Regions from separate parts of the Homo sapiens genome. Here region 1 is linked to region 2. A link is a contact called in ENCODE Hi-C or POLR2A ChIA-PET data. All regions are on one chromosome and are shown on one strand. Each heading gives the region's core, a stretch centred on a gene start or an enhancer-like site at or near the end of the contact. The rest is flanking DNA. Distances are from core to core; before and after follow the strand shown. Region 1 overlaps MCF2L2 (MCF.2 cell line derived transforming sequence-like 2). Region 2 overlaps MCF2L2 (MCF.2 cell line derived transforming sequence-like 2).

Evidence for each region. A loop is a pair of places that touch in the nucleus more often than their neighbours do. ChIA-PET counts read pairs that join two places held with the same protein, here RNA polymerase II (POLR2A). Pooled maps may share reads with other maps.
Region 1: a map of CD14-positive monocyte shows a loop between it and region 2 (2.2-fold over the local background). The contact joins two enhancer-like sites. A Hi-C loop is called at or near these places in 3 of 168 maps with a recorded cell type or tissue (CD14-positive monocyte and endothelial cell of hepatic sinusoid) and 5 of 50 pooled maps. POLR2A ChIA-PET finds 5 or more read pairs at or near these places in 2 of 52 experiments (PC-9 and activated CD4-positive, alpha-beta T cell).

Annotation. Positions count from the first base shown.
Region 1 is chr3:183,303,273-183,308,836 of GRCh38, reverse strand. All of the region lies in intron 10 of MCF2L2 (MCF.2 cell line derived transforming sequence-like 2), which reads left to right. Among named protein-coding and RNA genes, the nearest start is that of B3GNT5, 53 kb to the right of the region's middle. Within about 2 kb of position 1,681, at least 17 of the 41 ENCODE cell types and tissues checked have a DNase peak (open chromatin) inside an H3K27ac peak, as active enhancers do; they include CD14-positive monocyte, where a contact is called at or near this core.
Region 2 is chr3:183,209,887-183,216,048 of GRCh38, reverse strand. It overlaps MCF2L2 (MCF.2 cell line derived transforming sequence-like 2), which reads left to right. Exons shown (of 30, transcript NM_015078.4): 22 at 1-80. Among named protein-coding and RNA genes, the nearest start is that of B3GNT5, 40 kb to the left of the region's middle. Within about 2 kb of position 4,490, at least 13 of the 41 ENCODE cell types and tissues checked have a DNase peak (open chromatin) inside an H3K27ac peak, as active enhancers do; they include CD14-positive monocyte, where a contact is called at or near this core.

The DNA of each region.
Region 1 (5,564 bases), core at 432-2,931, 96 kb before region 2:
CCTCTGGCCAGCAGCACAGATGTCACCTGAGTAAGCGCTAATTAGAAATATAAAATCTCAGACCCCACCCTGGAATTGGAATCTGCATTTTAAGAAGATCCCCAGGTGATTGACTTGTACGTTAAAGTTGGAGACACACACCCCTAAAGGATACAAAACAAAGTATACCAAGGCCACACTGACTCTAAGAGCTGTTGGTTGTAGATTCTGAGCTGCAGGTGCTTGTGCACATGCATGAACACACAAACCCAGCTGTGTATCCAGATCCCCATTCAGGAATCCCATCCCTTCACAGCGAGCGCTCTTTCTCTTACCAGTGACCATTTGACAGATAAACTAGTGCTAAAGACACATGAGTCATCAGGAACATTTATCAAACAATGGAAAAGTTGAATTTCATATATATGATGACTAGATACCTTAGATTCTCCAGGACAGCCCCAACCTTATATCATTTTAGTTTTTTCAAAATAATTTTTTACTGAATATAGATACTATATTTTTTTGCTTATTCATATATTAAGAAAAAGTGCCTCATCAAAAAAAATGCCTTCATATATATATGAAAGTAGCTACTGACCTATCCAGAGGGTTATTTATTCATCAAGAGGTATTCCTTATCCTAGGTTCCGTGGGTGCAGCGGTGAGCCAGACAGTCCAGAATCTGCCCTCATGGAGCTTACATTCTACTGGAGAGAGACAGTTCACTAAAAAGCAATCAAATAAATAATAACATCAGATAGTAACAAGTGATATAAAAAAGAAAACAAGATATAATAGAAAGTGACTGGGGATGCTACTTTAGCTAGAATGGTCTGGAAAGGCCTGAGAAGACGACCTTTGGTCTGAGATCTGTTTGATCTGTGTAATCATGCAAAGACTTAGGGAATAGTATCAAAGCAAGAGCGAGCTGCAGGTGCAAAGGTCCTAAAGTGGAAATGAGCTTGGTGAGTTCAAGGAACATTGCTAGAGCAGGTGGGCCAGGAGGAAATGAGTGAACAGAGATGAGCAGAGGCCAGGTAGTCCTGTTGCACCCTGAGATCTTTTGTGAGGATTTGAATTTTATTCTCAGTGGAACAGAAAGCCCTTGGAAGGCGCTCTGGGCTGTGTCTTGAATAGTGGCGATGGATCTGCATGACTGCATCACATTCTTTCTTCTGCCCACTTCCTTGAACTTGTGGTCCTTGGTATATACTTCAAAAGTTGCTGACCAGAGTTAGGGATGAAACCTGTGGTTATGGAACACAGGAATGCTCTGTGAACCCATGACCCACCTTTCGTGGGCAACATTCTTGAAGCAGCTAGACTAGCCCACTGTGGATGACCTGTGACTTGCAGGATTTGCAGACCTGTCACATCCTATGACTTGCAGATCTTATTTCTAAACTTGCTTCCTGAAGGATGTAGTACACCTGTGTCTCTGCCTTTGCGTAAATCAAACAAAGCTGTCTCATCGTAACTGAGATCGTTTTCAATATATCTTCCCTCAGACTTCTCAGACACATGGCTTCTTCAGATGATTAGGGCTTGGCTAATCTTTCCATTTGTCCTTTAAAGTGTTAAAGGAACAAGACTGTGTCTGGCCACAATCTGACAAATATCTGCCTGGAGTTTGTCCTTTACTCGGCACTAAGGGGCCAGCTCCCTCCCAGCACAGCCACACGCTGGCTCTGGGGTGTTGCCAGCTTCCTTATTCCACACAGTGACATCATTCTCACAAGTAACCTCAGTCAACTCACTAACCAGGCTCCTGTCGCATGCTGATTCAGCCTGTTCTTTATCTTGTTCTCGTTTGAGGGTTTAGCAGTCTTTTGAATGCTCCTTCCTGATTCTGAAAAACAGTAGTTTCAACCACTTACAGAAGGTCTTCTATAAAAGCAGAACTTGCTGCAGGGTTTTGACTGTGGGCCGTACTGAGACCCTTGCTGAGGGGCCAGCAGGGAACAGACCAGGACAGGGTGGAGGAACCACCTGATTTCAGCCTTGACCTCTCCCCATAAGGGTGCTGTGTCTAAGAAGGCATGGAACCCAGGCCATTAACATCTAAGGATGTCATCTTGTTGGAGGGTCATGGCTTTGTGTACATGTGTGAAATTTTCAAACACACAGAGAAGCAGATAGACTGGCACAATGAACTCCAAGTGTCCATCATTCAATTTCAACAACCATTAGCTTTCTGCCTTTCTTGTTTCATCTGGCCCACCTCCCCATACACACACTCCATCCCTGTGGATCCTCTGTGGGTTTGTTCTAGATTCCCGGATAGAGTAGCATCACTCGCTTTCTCGCCACTTTCTTCCCTAGTAGGCACTCTCATCTCTCATCTGTTATACCAGCAGAGTCCTCGGGGGGAAATAAACTTATTTCAATAAAGATTTCTGATTGCAACTTCTAAGCTGAAACTTGACGATCCAGCCTTCTGGAATTTTCAGCATCTGAAAGATCCCAGATGGGCTTGTGATCAGAAGATTTTAGCCATTTTTTCCCTCACTCTTTCTTTTTTACTTTGGAGATTTTGATGACTATTTATCCTGAGTGGGAGGTATATAAACTAAAAAAATAAGCTTCAATTTGGAGGTTTCACCATAAATTTCTTTGCAGGCACCAGGAGGATTTCATAGCACATGTGTAGAGGCCAGGTGGGCTGGAAGGTGACAAGAACACAGGCTTTGGAAGTCGGATAGGGATGGATTCAAATCTTGGCTCTAACAAGTACCAGCTGTATGACCCTAGTCACGTTTCGTAGCCTTTCTGAATATGGTCCCCCTCATCTGTAAAGCAGAGGTAATAATTCCTGCCTCACAGAGACCTTGTGAAGATTAAATGAGTTAGATGTGTGGTAGGGACTTCATGTGGTCAGCTTGCAATATGGTTGGTGGTCAGTAGTCAGTGGTCAGAAACTATTGTTGTCCTTTCAATTCTGTAATAGTGACCTTCCAGCCATGTGGTGGCTGAATCCGGGTTGCTCCTTAGTTGCCCTTTTTTTTGAGACGGAGTTTCACTCTTGCCGCCCAGGCTGGAGTGCAGTGGCACAATCTCAGCTCACTGCAACCTCCGCCTCCTGGGTTCAAGCGATTCTTCTGTCTCAGCCTCCCAAGTAGCTGGGACTACAGGTACCCTCCACCACACCCGGCTAATTTTTGTATTTTTAGTAGAGATGGGGTTTCACCATGTTGGTCAGGCTGGTCTCTAACTCCTGACCTTGTGATCCGCCGGCCTTGGCTTCCCAAAGTGCTGGGATTACAGGCGTGACCCACTGCGCCCGGCCTCCTCAGTTGCCTTTATGGGCGTTTCTCCCTAGACCCATTTGGACCTGTTACACACATCTTCCCTCTAACATCTCAAATGTCTTCTGGAAAATTCTGAAGGGTGAAATACTGTATGCTGAGGGAAGGGCAGGCTCTGATCACCACAGGGTGATTTGGAAGTATCCTGTGGTGAATTTCCCTGGACCCAGAAAATTCTGCCCTGTTCTTAATAAATTAGGCAGCTGGACTTAAAAAAAAAAAAAGTGTCAACAGAGACTTTCATGCCAAGTCTCATGTTTCTATATTTGACTAAAGTCAGACAAGTTCGAGCAACCAAATGAGGTCTCTAAGTTTAGGCAGAACAAGTGCAGCCATTTTTCTCTGTGTATGTTGGTCTGAGCCAGATCCTGGAGCAAGACTGCCTGGGTTTGAAGCCTGGCTCTTCTCTTTCCTACCTGGGTCACCTTGGGCCATTGTGCTCCACTTCCCTTTGGTAAAACAGTACCTGTATCAAAGGGTTTGTTGTGAAGAGTTAAGGAAATAAGCAAATGTAAAGCATTCAGAACAGTGCCTGGCATCTGTTAAGCTCTCAGTAGATGTTAGCTGTTGTTATTAACATTACAGAGGTAGAGGGATAAATTCTGGGCTATGGAACATGTGCTAGGTTCAGTCTGCGGTAGCTGAGCAGTGCTAGGAAAGGTCTGTCATTCATTCGACATCTATTCTGCAAATATTTATTCATCTCCTACCATGCCAGGTACTGTTTAAGTTCTGAGGACACAGCAGTGAACCAAAGAGTCAAAAATCACTGCCCAGACCAGGCGCGGTGGCTCACGCCTGTAATCCTAGCACTTTGGGAGGCCGAGGCGGGTGAATTGCCTGAGCTCAGGAGTTCGAGACCAGCCTGGGCAACATGGTGAAACCCCATCTCTGCTAAAAATTAAAAAAAAAAAAAATTAGCCAGGCATAGTGGTGGGCGCCTATAGTCCCAGCTACTCGGGAGGCTGAGGGAGGAGAATCGCTTGAACCCCGGAGGCAGAATTTTCAGTGAGCCTAGATCAAGCCACTGCACTCCAGCCTAGCTACAGAGCAAGATTCCATCTCAAAAAAAAAAAAAAAAAAAAAATCACTGCCCAGGGAATGAGTATTCCAGTCATCTTGTAGGGGTGGTAACCAGTGCACCTGGGCCTTTGCTGTTTAGAACAAGTGTTCTGGGTATTTTTGCCTCAGTCCTTTTAACTAGCCACTACTTGATTTGTGTCACTTGTTTCTATACCAGTACTCCTCTTTGTTTTGTGCAGCATTTATTTGTAAGTACCTAAGATGCAGCATGCACTGTTTTCAGTTGAATAAGAGCTGGTTCTGGACCATAGGTGTCTGTGGCATAGCGCAGGCAGCAGATAAGTGGTCACAACATAATGAAGCAGGTGCTCTGATCAAGAGAAGCACAGAGAAAGTTTTCTGGAGAAGGTGAAGTCTGAAATATGATTTAGATCGAGTTGGCCCCAGAGGAGTATGGGTGAGGGGGAGTAGGGAAGGATGGGCTTTCTAGGCAGACAGCAGGTGGAGAAGGGATGGAGGCCTGAAGCTGCCTGAATATTTGGGGAACAATAAGTGGATAATTAGTATGGTTGCAGCAGAGAATGGAGTTGAGGAAGTGGAAGAGGACTTGGTAAGTCAGGCACACCCAGGTATGAGCTAGATAATGAAATTCCCCGTGTGCATTGCTCAAGAGTTTAAGCTTGCTCCTGAAGACCCTGGGCGCCCAGGAAAGGGCTTGAAGCTTGGGAGTGATGTAGACACAATAAGATATGTTGGAATTGCTCCTTTGTCAGCAGTCTGGAGCATGATTTGAAGGAGAGCCTGAAGAAAAGCAGGGAGACCAGTTGTCCCCATGAGAAGCCATGAGGCCTGAGCAGACAGTGACAAGGAGGTGGCAGAGATGGGGTCAGAATTTGAAAGGCATTAAGAAGGCGACGGTCCCTGCGGGGCTTCGTGAATGACTGGGAGGGTAAGAGGAAAGGGGTTTGGAAATTGTTGAAACCATAAACCAGTGCAAGTTAAGAGAGGGGCAAGATGTACGCACCTGGAGTTACCGTGACTCCTTGTGTTACTGTAAACAGCTAAAGCAGTGCAGTGATGCACTGGATGCTTAGTGTGGCTGGCAAGGGGGCTCATGGGCTCTCTGCTCCTGGAGACCTTTTGGAATGTGGCAGTCATCTGTGCTGATTGCTTCACAGAGTTCCAGCCAAGCAGGTCACCGCATCATGTAGCTCATTGGCTCATTCATTTATTTTGTTGATCAAATATTTATTG
Region 2 (6,162 bases), core at 3,241-5,740:
AACAAGCTTTGGCAGTGATAGAGGATTTGATCAAGTCCTGTGAGTTGGCTGTGGACCTAGCAGCAGTGACTGAATGTCCGGTATGTTCCATAGTAGTGTTAGAGCATCTCACACAAAAGGCAGGTGCAATACTACACAGTGAGGAAATGCTCTGGCAAAGTCAGAGAGATCGTCTATGGTAAAGGAATTGGACTCTGAGGACAGTCGCCTAAATTGCTCAGTAAACCCGCACTACAAGATTCCAAGCTGTCCCTTGGCATCTTCAGGAATCTTGGATTTATTCCTCAGGGTTCTGAATGTGGGACTGACCCACTGTCTGGACAAACCAGAAAGTCAAGGGCCAGAACATATATGGGCAGAGGAAAAGTCCTGGAGGAGCAATTTATTTTCTAACTCATGGCACTATTAAAATAGTAAAAGATTTGTCTTCTTGTTTCAGAGTTTCTCTAAGAAAAGTATTTTGGAAACAGGTCCTATATTCTTGCCCCAATTTTATATCACAGATCCCAGAAGAGGCCCCAAAAGTATATAGTGTACATGCATTAATCCAAATAGTCTAAAGAAAACCCAAGAGATGCAGTTAGAGGCCAATGCTGGGGAGTTGAGCTCCAGCGTCAGTGTTAATCCGGAGCAGGCTGGTCCCAGGCATTCCAGGCAAAACATCCCCTATAACTGTATGATCTCTTTGAGACTGGAGCATAGTTAATATTCGACTTGTTTTGTTTTTTACTTTGAAGTACTCTAGATTTTTATTCAGATGTGTTTGTTTTATTTCACTGTCATAATAAATTACCATAAGCTTGGTGGCTTAGAGCAGCACAAATTCATTATTATTATTATTTTGAAGTTCCAAGGTCAGAAGTTCAACACAGTCTCATGGGCTAAAATCAAGGTGTTTCCTTTCCTTTTTGGAGTCTAGCATCTGTCTCCTGGAATTTTCCAGCTTAAAAAGGCCACCCACGCTCCATGGCTCATGGCTTCTATGAGCAGAGGTAATAAAGCACAAACCAGCAATGGCAGGTTGGGTTCTTCTTCTTTTTGTTTGTTTGTTTTTGAGACAGAGTCTTGCTCTGTCGCCCAGGCTGGAGTGTAATGGCATGATCTCAGCTCACTGCAACCTCTGCCCGCCAGGTTCAAGCGATTCTCCTGTCCCAGCCTCCTGAGTAGCTGGGACTACAGGCACTTGCCACCACACCTTGCTAATTTTTTTTTTTTTTTGTATTTTTAGTAGAGACGGGGCTTCTCCATGTTGGTCAGGCTGGTCTCGAACTCCTGACCTCGTGATCCACCCATCTCCGCCTCCCAAAGTGCTGGGATTACAGGTGAGAGCCATCGTGCCCGGCCAAGTTTTTCTTACATCACATCTCTGTGACCCCCTCTTCTGCGTTTTTGTCACTTGTGATTATATTATACTTTTTCCTTCTCTTTTTTTTTCTTTTCATTTTTATTTGGTTTTGAACATACCATGTATTGAGGTCTTGGTAGAGGAAATGACTTTTCTTTCCTTGTCATAAATCAAACCATGAAAGTTATTAAGGTCCGAAAAATGAGTTATTTTTACTTCCCACGCTGGTATTTCTTGGGCCTGGATCTCAGAAACTTAGCCCCATGGGGTTTGCTGTGATCCCAGCCATGATGCTGTTACTGTCCCCTGGGACTCCAAGGTGTCTCTGATGACAACTGATGCATGATTCAAGAGGATATGCATAAACTGCAGAGTAGGGTTAGGGTGTGTATAAGGATCATTTTCTTGGTAATAATTCTTCTTTCTTCGCCTGAGGAAAGTCAAGGGAACAATTTGTTAGGTCAATCCAGGGCATCTTTCTGTTCCTTTTTAAATCTTGAATTACGTATTAGACATCCCTATTAAATTTCATTTCCCTGAATCTAATGAATGTCCTGGAAACAATACACAGGGCAGGAAACAGTGTAAATAACATAGGAGGAGGAGGCTGTGAGAAAAGAATGGTTAAAACATGAGCAAATAACATTCTGCCCTAATTTCATTCCCAGCCAGTTTGCATGCAAATAGGATGAACCAGCTTACAGAATTTGGAGATTTTACACGCAAAAAGCAAAGGACCTTTTTTGACCATGTGTCCTCAGAATTGTGCCTCTGCCAGATGCTTTTTGGTACCTTTTCTACTAAGACTTAACTTACTTTTACATCTAATACATCAGCTAATTTCTCCTGACAGTTTTGTATAATCCTGTTGAATTATGGAGGAGTAGATATTGGAATTTTCAACCTTCTGATTCAAAAGAAGATCCATGGAAAGAAGAGTTAACTCACTCAAGATTACATGGCTGTCACCTTGGACTATTTCTTGTTCATTCCCTATCAGGGTGCTATTCCACTCTTTATCTGTTTCTGATTAGAATTGACTGACAACTGCCTCTAACTCAGCTCAAATGATTCTGAGATTCTTTGTCTCCATTTTGTAGAGTTTTATTACAGGTGTTTATGATCACCTGTAATAAATTACAGCTATATGCATGGCTGAGTCCAGTTTAACCTCTTAGTTTCTCTGCTTGAAATTTAATATTAACCTGGTTTTATAAAGGAAAGAAATTGAATGTGATAATTAAATTATCACAATTAAACAACTAGAAAGCAACTAGAAAAAAATCCCTTCTGATATTTATATTTTCTTGTTTTTCTGTGTACTCAATTAGTCCTGGGTCTAATTTAATCACAGAAGTTTAAAATTCTTTTCCAAACAAGTTTGTTTTGTGGAACACTGAGTTATAATTTACTTCTATCTATTTGCAAAAAAAAAACAAAAGTTTTTTTTTTTTTCAAATCCAATGCATATTAGAGATGCATTTAAATTCTGACTTGCCAGGGATAAGTTCCAAAGTTGACTTGTAAAGATTGAATGAAACAGTCTTCCTTTTTGGAACAAATTTATATAAACCACTAAAGGATGTACTTGTATTGTAAGTTCATTGTGAGCTAGGGCCAGGATTTTATTTCTATTTCAGTTTCCTCTTTCCTTACCACAGTGTTAGCTGCAGAGATAGGGCTAAGTAAATAATCCTAGTGACCCAGGCAAAGTATCTTCTTCATTCCCCACCCCCCCACCCCCCCCACCCCCCCACAATACCTATATTACAGGCGGTTGCCGGGAGTAAGTGAGAATTAAATGATGGGTAAGGCACCAAGCACTGTGCCTGGCGCCCAACAGATGCCGAATAAACAGCCCTAGTGGTACGTTATATGGGGACCTGCTCAAGCTGGAAAGGAAGATACCTCTTTGCCCCTGACTATTGTAATCACAGGCTCCCACAGCTTCTGCTTTTCATTTCTGGACTCAGGCTCTGTGTGGACGCATTTATACAGATGTTTCCTGCTTCTTTGTGCAGTAAGTTTGTGACAGTCATATTAACTCTTACTACCTGGAATGGAAACACGGGCACCCAAAAGAAGCTCTTGCTGAGGCCAGCTTCCCTAGATTCACTCTCTCAGCCAGACTCTTCATTTGGCCAATGTAGTCACATTTGAAATCCTTGTATCGGGGCTCTTACCTGCAGAATGCCCAGGTGTGAAAGTGGTAGCATTTACTAATTGATTTTGCTATCACTTCTTGTACAGAGGAGGCCATCTAACTTATCGCTCGCTCATTTGAGGTAGCCGCTATGTTCCATCTCTGAGTTCACAACCATCAGGTTCTTCCACACACCGTGTGACATGGCCACACTTCTTTGTTACTGGTGGAAAACAGTTGGAAGTATATTCGTTTCCTAGGGCTGATGTCGCAAGGAACCACAAAGTACGTGACTTAAAACAACAGAAATTTATTCCCTCACAGTTTTGACGGCTAGACGTCCAAAGGCAAGGTGAGAGCAGGCCCACGTTCCCTCTGAGGGCTCTCAGGAAGAATCCTTCCTTACCTCGTCTGAGCTTCTGGTGACTGCCGGCAATTCTTGGAGTTCCTTGGCTGACAGCTGTGCCACTCCAATTTCTGCCTCTGCCTTTGCATGGCTGTTCCCTCAGCGTGCGTCTCCATTTCTTTGTTTTCTTTTTTTATAAGGATACCAGTCATTGGATTTGGACCCATCCTAACCCAGGGCAACCCCATCTTAACCAATTGTATCTGCAAAGACCCTCTTTCCGAATAAGATCATATTTTGAGGGTCTCATAGACATGAGTTTTTGGGGGAACACTATTCAACCCAGTACAGGGGCGTCGCTGAATGAACTCCTTGGATAAATCAATATTCCCTCACAGTGATGAGTATTTTGTTTCCTGTCCCCTACTCCCAAGCACCACTAAATGCCAATAAATAAATAAATACTAGGGAATGCCAATAAATAAATAAATACTGGTGAACACGTATCTGAAAGAGGTTGTGCAACGTGGTCTCCGACCTTGAGATCAACTACAGTCTAGTTGGAAAGAAAAGGTACACGTGACGGAAAAGGTCATTCTTGCTCCTGCTCAGGGAATGTCCCTGCAGCTTCCTGTTGGAGGCGGAGCAGCTCCACACAGCACAGTGAACAGTGTGTGTGCCTGCCCTTGGTCAGCACCGTGTAGGGCATGTGCTCACCCGCTGGAGATCGGACCTTGGGCGTGGAGATGGGCAATACCGTCATATGTGTGGTCCTGAGAACATTTGTGCAACATGACCCAGAGGATATGTGCCCATATGTTTCTGCCAGACTTGAAAGACCCAGCGACTCCCCCCGAGTCACTTCCAGTAATAATGGGCTTACTGGAAAGCTGACCTGCAGCTTCTCAAGAAGTCACGATGGCAAAGCCAAGTTCGCGGAGATGGGAACTGAGCAAACCCAGGATCCACAGCACCTCTGGGGCCTGGGCCTGGGGAGGGAGCCGGGGTTCTTACCTGTGTGACCCGCCTGTATATGTCAAGTGCACCCACATGCCTGCTCGCCCCCCCTCTTACCACCTACTGACTGTTTTTTTCCCTTCCGTCAGTTTCTTCCTCTTCCTCATAATTTCTAATGACTCACCTTCTTCATAGTTCTGTTTCCTTCTCGTTTATTCCACTGCCTGCTTTCCCCTAAAGCATCTCACAGCCCCGTCTCCTGCTGGTCACCACTTCCTCCTGTTTTCTTCAGTTCAGGGAGAGATCACATTGCCAACCCCCAACCCTGGCACATTGTTTTTATGCTGGGGGCCCTATGGTCAGCTGCTGGTACCTCTCTGGATTCACATCCTCTGATTACTTGCCTATGAAGGTGCAGCAGCATGGCTGTGGATGGGGTGATGAGGAAAGTTCAGAGGTAATAAAGCACAAACCTTGCTGCCTGAGGCTGCCTCTTCAGCATTTCTGGTTGGGGCTGTTTCCTCTACAATAGCCTTGTGGATGCCTTAACTCACGTCACCCCATCTTCACAAGTCATTAGAGAGTGTACACCTCGACTTATTCCCCCTTCCCCTATCATCCTAGCCTCTTCTAGAATTACTTTGACAGCTGAGCCTCCACACTGACCAAATGTGTTCTTACAAGCAGCTTTACCTAAAACATGTTCCTCTTTCTATCATAGGGCGTGGTTGAGGATGTTGCTCAGTGACAACATATCACTGGGAGAAATGTTTCTTATGTCTTAGTAGGAATAGCTGTGCTTTTCCTGAACAACCGGTTTGTGTATGTCTTCAGACATAATAAATCGTACCACTCACCATGTTTCCCTCTGTATTGCTATTAGAAAGTCAGAGCCAAGTTTACATCAAGTTTAAATGGCTTTATTATATGCATTTTACATATAACCTCTTCATCTTTTCTTTTATCTTCTACACCTTCTGGAACAGTTCATCTGATTTATTGTCTTTATATTTAGGGATGGTGATCTCCCTATGTTGCCCAGGCTGGCCTCAAACTCCTGGACTCAAGTGATCCTCCTGCCTCAGCCTCCCAAGTAGTTGCGACTACAGGCAGGCGCCAAGCTCCCAACTTCTTTATTTTTTCTTCACCTTAATTCCCTCGGTTATTTTCTATCTGTCTATACTGTATATATTTCTGTAAGATGCGTCGAATGTTTAAAATGAGGTAGAGAGTGAATACATTGTAAGATAGAAACTACAAGTTTGAATATCCCTTAGCCAAAATGCTTGAGGCCAAAAGTGTTTTGGAGTTTTTTTTTTTTTAGGGGAGGATTGGAGTATTTGCATACGTACTGAGTTATGTTGCAGATGG